Regions from separate parts of the Homo sapiens genome. Here region 2 is linked to region 1. The links are chromatin contacts, found by Hi-C or POLR2A ChIA-PET in ENCODE. All regions are on one chromosome and are shown on one strand. The core of a region is the stretch at or near the end of the contact, and the rest is flanking DNA. Distances in the headings are between cores, read along the strand shown. Region 1 overlaps BIRC6 (baculoviral IAP repeat containing 6). Region 2 overlaps LTBP1 (latent transforming growth factor beta binding protein 1).

Region 1 (3,500 bases), core at 267-2,766:
AGAAGTACCAGTTTTCCCAGAAAATGTCTTCATCTAGAGAAAAAGAGAATGATTGTGAAGCAAATTGCTAGAAAATGTATTTATTACAAATACTAGTACATACTAGAAAATTGCTAGAAAATACTAGTAAATACTAGAAAATTGCTAGAAAAGAAATACTAGCTAGTAAATACTAGAAAATGTATTTACTAGCAGAGAGCTAGTAAATGTATTTATTATACATGTTGCATTTCTTGCGTAGTTTTTCAGTGTGCAGTCCTACTTTAGTCTGTTAACGTGTTGGAAAATGATAGTAAATGAGTGTATTTTAATAGAATTTAAAATCTGTTGTTTTTAACATTTGGGCTGAAGAGCCGAAAATATAATGAAAATGTAGAAGTTAGATTCTGCCATTTACGTATTCTGTATTTACTTAGATACTTAAAAATTTTTACGTATCTAACTAGGCTGATGTATTTAATGTGAACTGCAATTTATATACAAAAAACTACACATACTTAGTGTATACAATTCGGTAAGTTTAGAACATCAACTCCTTTTTAAAGCAACTCTTTTGGGGAGCAGTTGAGCAGAATAGGGATTTAAATAATTTTTTCCTTTGAAGATTAGAGGATCATTGTGTCATTAATTTTATAATCTAGTATTGAAATTAATTCCATTTTACTAATATTTTGAAAAAGCAATTAATAGCAGAGTTTATCTCTTAATAAAAGATTTATTTCCACAGATTAAACACATCACATATTTAAGCTTAAAATAATGGAGTTACTAAATGTCAGAGTTTTAAAATAATTAAAAGAGAAGTGCTGCTTACCCTACATTGCATCAGGAGTAAAGTGTTATCAGATATGTTGCTTTAGTCCACAATAGTGATGAATGAACCTTTTCTCTTCACGGAGGGCTTGTGAACAAAAGCTGAACAAGCTTCATATCAAAGATGGCAAATGTTTTCAGTATATCCTGAAGGGATGTATCTTCGCTGTTAGTAATCTGTGGTAAATTTCACTGTAACTATTTGATGTAAATTGCTAGCCTCTGCAAGTAAGTCACACTGTAAATAGGCTCTATTTTTTAGTTTTTTTAGGTTTTTTATATGCTGAATCACATATTTCCTCCAAAATGCTAATGTTTATGGTTATTTCTTTTGAATTTTCTGTCTGATGAACCTTTACACTGTTCTTTTTCTTTTCAGCTGTTTGAAGATACTTTTCCCCATTGAAATGTTTTAGTTCCAAATGCAGAAAGTGATTTTATTCCTCTCCCTACTACCAGTTACTACTATAAAAATGAAAAAAATTGTTTATTGGCATAAGTTTTGTAATGTCACACACCCGCATCTGTAGCTGTTGATGACAATTCCAAGATAGTCTTCAAGCTATGCATAAATCAGCAAACAGGCCCTTTTGAGGATTGGAAGGATAGTGACTTCACTTGCCTGGTTGTAAGCTGTAACACTGATTAAACATGCATTTGGTGCTTGCTGAGTAAAGGAGCTGCAAGCTGCACTTGGAGACATGGTGTTGCATAACAGCGTGTTGTGCCTCTGTTCTTTGTCAGGCAGGCGCACATTGAATCCTGTAATAACAATGAAGTATGTGTAAAGGAGCTAAATTTGAAGACATCTAAGGGTTTTCTGATGAAGCTCTTCATGGCAAAAATAGAATGAAAGAATTCAAGATTGAAGTAGTTTTTATGTTGTTTTGTGCTTTAACAGGCAGGTTTTTATTAAGGGTTTATTATCTTTATCCATTCTTGTTGCTTGCTGACCACCGGTACACATTAATTTACAATAAAAGCACATGTCTTAAAAGGAGAGCATAAATCAGCTCTACATTAGTTTTCCAAGTTCTCCTCTTGGTTGGGGGGGTCTTCAAAATCTTTAAAAAAAAAAAAAAAATAAGGCCGGCACAGTGGCTCACACCTGTAATCCCAGCACTTTGGGAGGCCAAGGCCGGTGGATCACCTGAGTTCAAGGGTTTGCCTGGCCAACATGGTGAAACCCTGTCTCTACTGAAAATACAAAAAAATTAGCCAGGTGTAGTGGCGGGTGCCTGTTATCCCAGCTGCTTGGAAGGCTGAGGCAGGAGAATTGCCTGAACCCGGGAGGCGGAGGTTGCAGTGAGCCGAGATCACGCCACTGCACTCCAGCCTGGGCAACAGGGTGAGACTTCATCTCAAAAAAATAATGACAACAATAATAATAAATCCGATATAAATAACACATGTCAGGTTCCAGACATAGGCATAGATTGTCATATGCATTAATATAGAATTTGACTTAAAGAAAAGCATACTTACGTAACTAATGGTTGTCAAGAAAAATACAGAAATACAAAAAACTTGATATTTTTAGTTTAAAATGAAGAAATTTGATATCTTGAGATATTTTTTAAAGTACAGTAATGAAATTTAAAGTTCTTTTTAAAATTTTAAAGATTTTTGTAAAATAAACACACAATTTTATCTCTCACATTTTTTGGACTATTCCCAGTCTCGTGTGCCAGTGCTTATTATTACCTTGTTTTGCTAGCTTTTGCCTTCATACTCCTTGATATGAAGAGAATATCTTCTTCTATTTCCATAATGTAAGATTCCCAGTTGGCCTCTCCTAATGCTAACTCAATAGAGTAAAATATATACCAGTTAAATAAGAGGGAATAGCATGTTTCATTTATTTCAGAGGAGCTGTGTTGTTTTCTCTATGCCCTTTTGTTTACATGTGAATATAATGTAACTATATATTTTTTCTTTTTTCTTCTTCAGTCATAGTCTTCTCTGCCACCCGGGCTGGAGTGCAGTGGTGTGCTCATAGGGCACTGCAGCCTTCAATTCTTAGGCTCAAACATCCTCCTGATTAGCTGGGACTACAGGCACCTGCCACCATGCCCAGCTAAGTTTTAAAATTTTTTGTAGAAATAGGTTCTCATTATGTTGCCCAGGCTAGTTTCAAAACTCCTGGCCTTAAGCAATCCTCTTGTCTCAGCCTCCTGAGTCACTGGGATTGCATACATAAGCCACTGTGCCCGACTTTTTTTTTTTTATGCAACATCTCGTGCTTTATAAATTGACCTGCAAGTAGGCCGGGGGCGGTGGCTCACACCTGTAATCCCAGCACTTTGGGAGGCCGAGGCGGGTGGATCACGAGGTCAGGAGGTCGAGACCAGCCTGGCCAACATAGTGAAACCCCATCTCTACTAAAAATACAAAAATTAGCCGGGCGTGGTGGCACGTGCCTGTAGTCCCAGCTACTTGGGAGGCTGAGGCTGGAGAGTAACTTGTACCCGGGAGACAGAGGTTGCAGTGAGCCGAGACCATGCCATTGCACTGCAGCCTGGGTGACGGAGTGAGACTACATCTCAAAAAAAAAAAAATTGACCTCCAAGTAACATACTTTTTTTTTTTTTTCTTTTTTCTTTTTTTGAGATGGAGTCTAGCTCTGTTGCCCAGGCTGGAGGACAGTGGCACGATCTTGGCTCACTGCAACCTCCACTTCCCAAGCT
Region 2 (3,466 bases), core at 881-3,380, 460 kb after region 1:
TTCCTGCACAATTTGCAGAAATCACTTGGATAATAATGTTTTTCTTTCCTTTCTTAAGGCTTTACACGTTAGGCTTTACACATGGAATCTCTTAAAAATATTTGGTGTGTGTATTTAGCCTCTGCAGGAAATTTTACCATAAGTACAACCCATGGCAACCATGAGGATTATAGGGATCAAGACTGGAAGGGAATGATAAAAATAGTTATTTTTGATAAAGTTGTTAGTTTAAAAATTCTGTTTTTGAGGGGGGAGCTGCTTTATAGAGTTTTGAAATAATAATTTAAAAAAAGAAACAGTGTTATTTTTAAAGTTATCTGGAAAAGGTAAGAACTCAGCTTGCACAGAGAAACTACTCAAATGAAAGGGAGTCCTTGCAAAGAGAGAATTTCTCAACCTCAGTAGCAGGTTAAGTGTACCTTCTGTTAACACCATGTTTATCTCCCAGTTGCCGTGTGGGTCCATTTTTGGTGAATGAGCTTGTTTTCTATTTATGGGAACAAGGTTTTTTTTTTCTTAGTGTTAGGAAGTAAGTGCTATTCTGAACAAAATGAGAACTCAGAGAAGAAAGATTACCCCGTTCTCTGAGTTGCATTACAAGCAGCCACTCAGCTGCACCGGGTCCTTAAACAAATTGTCTCCTCTTAATGAGCTATTCTGTATGGATAATAAGATGCAGAATGTACTGCAACTATCACTTGTCATTTGTCTAGGAAGGTAAAATACAGGAAGTTCCCAACTTAAAAATGGGCTTGACGTAGCAGTTCATTTGTAAGTCACTTGCTTGGAATTTAGAATGCTTCTTCCCTCTGCAGAGACAGCTTCCATATGGTGATTAGTATCCAGTCAGCCCACAGAAGTTATTCAGTCTGTTGCTATAGATGAAATTATCCTTATTTTTACTTCCCCTTCGAATAGACCACCTACTGTTTCTTCTGAGTGTGGTCTTTTTCTTTTCTCCTATTCCCTCCTCAATCCTCTTTTTTTTTTTTTTTTCTGTTTTTCTTCATTATTCTCTAATTTCTTCTTGTCTCATAATACTTCAGTTCTATTGTGGTAGCTAGATTTAGGGACTAGTTTGAAATGCTACTTTGCTGTTGGAAAACACATTCTGCAGCCCTCAACAAGAAGCAAAGGTAAGATAGGTATAGCTAATACTTAGTAAGGGCTTACTATGTGCCAGGTACTCTTTTAAACACTTATTGTGTATTGTTCACTTACAGCTCACAAGGATCCTGTAAGGAAGGTAACATTATTAAACCCATTTTACAGATGAGAAGACTGAGGTACAGAGTGGTTAAATAGTTTGTTCAAGGTCCCACAGTTACTAAGTGACAGTATTACAATTTAAACAGAGGCAGTCACGTTTCAGCATCCATGCCCTGAAGGAAGGAGTTGGCAAAAATTTTCTGTAAAGGGACAGATAGTAAATATTTTTAGCTTTGTGGGACATACGGTTTCTGTTGCATCTACTCAGTTCTGCCATGGTAGCACAAAAGCAGCCATAGACAGTGTATGAATTAATGAGTGTGACTGTGTTCTAATAAAACTTTATGGACATTGAAATTTGAATTTCATATAAATTTCACAGGTCATGAAGTATTATTCTTTTTTAAATTTTTTTCTCAACCATTAAAAAACATAAAAGTTATCCTTAACTTCTGGGCCATAGGAAAGCAGGCTGTGGGCTGGATTTGGCCCATGAACTGTAGTTTGCTAACTTTTTCTCTAAAGGATAGTAGTGCTTTTTTTGTGTGTGCCAGAACATGAATATAACTGTGTGTCCTTGGAACGGTATAAAGCTTTGATTATATCATAGCTAGACATCTCCCTTCCAACATTGTTTTGGATATTAAAAACAAAAAACAATTCTGTGTTGAACTATGCTTTGGCGATCAAGAGTCAGATTACTGTGAATTGCAATTAGTTTTTTCTAGCATTATGACTTACATAAACTGTAAAGTAATTTACAAGCAACATTATTCATCTTCAATATCACCATCCACTGTTAGAATTTGACCCTCTATGATGTATATATATGGATTGTTAGTAAGAACCGTATGTCGGATGTCAGATAAAGGAACAGTCTATTTTTTTTCCTTCCTTTTGGTAGCCGCGGTGTACTTTAGACAAGAATGTTGTGAGTCAAAGAGGAGGCTAAGGTTTCAGCTCTGACTCAGCTTTGGTAAAATAAAGTCATTAGGCAGTTTGCTTTGGAGACTTCATCTGCTGAATGAAGATGCTTTTTTATGGTAGCATTGTTATAGGCATGTATATATGGGTGTGCCTACTGGTGCACTTTTAAGTAAAGAGAAGAGATGAGAAGAGATGGCCTTGGGTGCCATCAATCCTGATATTAATAAACTATATAGTTTGCCCCATTATCTAGTCCCTGCAGAGAAGATTAAGATGTACAAGATCCAGTCCTGCTCTTAAGGAGATTTTGAAATGACAAATGAGCTATACAAAGGAAACTATACAAAGCTATAGAATTAGCCCTTTGATTAATTTAGGTTATGACATAATCACAGTGAGTCATGTTTAATCAAATGGCCAAGGAATCACATGTGATAGGCCCACTTTGGCTACTTTTGAGAAATGTTACAATCCTTAAGTTATCTTTCAGATTGCCTATTTTAGGATATTTCAGGTTTTGTGTTTAACCAGTAAAGGAGGAGATTGATTAAGCCTCCTTAAAGTATTCAACTATATACATAAATATGTCTAACATGCCAAAATGTTTAGTGTTACGTTCATTGTGTGTCACATGAAGTGCTATCATCTTGATCACTTATTCAACAAGTTTTTATGGAGCATATTTTATGTATGAGGGCACAGTTCAGGGAGCTAAGGATAGATAACACTAGGCAACTACATAAAATGTCTGCTTTCTTGGAACTTACAGTTTAGAGAGGGAGAGACAGTTGATAAATGACATAATTAAAATACACATTAGATATTCATAAGTGCTGTGGAGAAAATAAAACTGCATTAGCAGATAGGACATGCTGGGTTGGTGTGTGGTGGGGAAGAGTGAGGGGTGTGGCAGTTTTAAATAGGCTGCCAGGGAAGACCCTACTGAGAGGCATTTAAGCAAAGGCCTGCGATAAGTGCATGAACCCTGCAGATATGTAGGGGTGAGGCAGAGGCTTTGAGGCAGGAGTGTGCCTGAGATGTTTGAGGAACAGCTAGTTTGGTAAAATTGTAGTGTTAAAAGCACATATTTTAGGCAGGTGGGGATTAGATGAATTGGTTTTACCTTTGGCTGAATTGGTTTTAGGCAACTTGATTTAGAACCAAATACAAATAAAGTTCCTTAGGAAATCAAAGGAAAGAGCAGTTGTTTCCAGATTTTGGAGTGTTAGTGCAGTGGAGTCCAGGGATGGCTCCTTAGAGAAGGTGTCTGTGAAAAGATGGTTGGATTCAGATACATACAACTGGAGGAGAAGGGTGTATCCAGGGGAGG

Evidence for each region. A loop is a pair of places that touch in the nucleus more often than their neighbours do. ChIA-PET counts read pairs that join two places held with the same protein, here RNA polymerase II (POLR2A). Pooled maps may share reads with other maps.
Region 2: a map of heart right ventricle shows a loop between it and region 1 (4-fold over the local background). The contact joins two enhancer-like sites. A Hi-C loop is called at or near these places in 35 of 168 maps with a recorded cell type or tissue (Calu3, HCT116, K562 and 21 more), 11 of 37 single-sample maps with no recorded cell type and 40 of 50 pooled maps. POLR2A ChIA-PET finds 5 or more read pairs at or near these places in 1 of 52 experiments (activated CD8-positive, alpha-beta memory T cell).

The regions. Positions count from the first base shown.
Region 1 is chr2:32,557,840-32,561,339 of GRCh38, forward strand. All of the region lies in intron 65 of BIRC6 (baculoviral IAP repeat containing 6), which reads left to right. BIRC6-AS2 (BIRC6 antisense RNA 2) reads right to left here. Exons shown (of 2, transcript NR_125793.1): 2 at 1-33. Among named protein-coding and RNA genes, the nearest start is that of BIRC6-AS2, 15 kb to the right of the region's middle. Within about 2 kb of position 1,517, at least 2 of the 41 ENCODE cell types and tissues checked have a DNase peak (open chromatin) inside an H3K27ac peak, as active enhancers do.
Region 2 is chr2:33,021,286-33,024,751 of GRCh38, forward strand. All of the region lies in intron 3 of LTBP1 (latent transforming growth factor beta binding protein 1), which reads left to right. Among named protein-coding and RNA genes, the nearest start is that of LTBP1, 76 kb to the left of the region's middle. Within about 2 kb of position 2,131, at least 3 of the 41 ENCODE cell types and tissues checked have a DNase peak (open chromatin) inside an H3K27ac peak, as active enhancers do.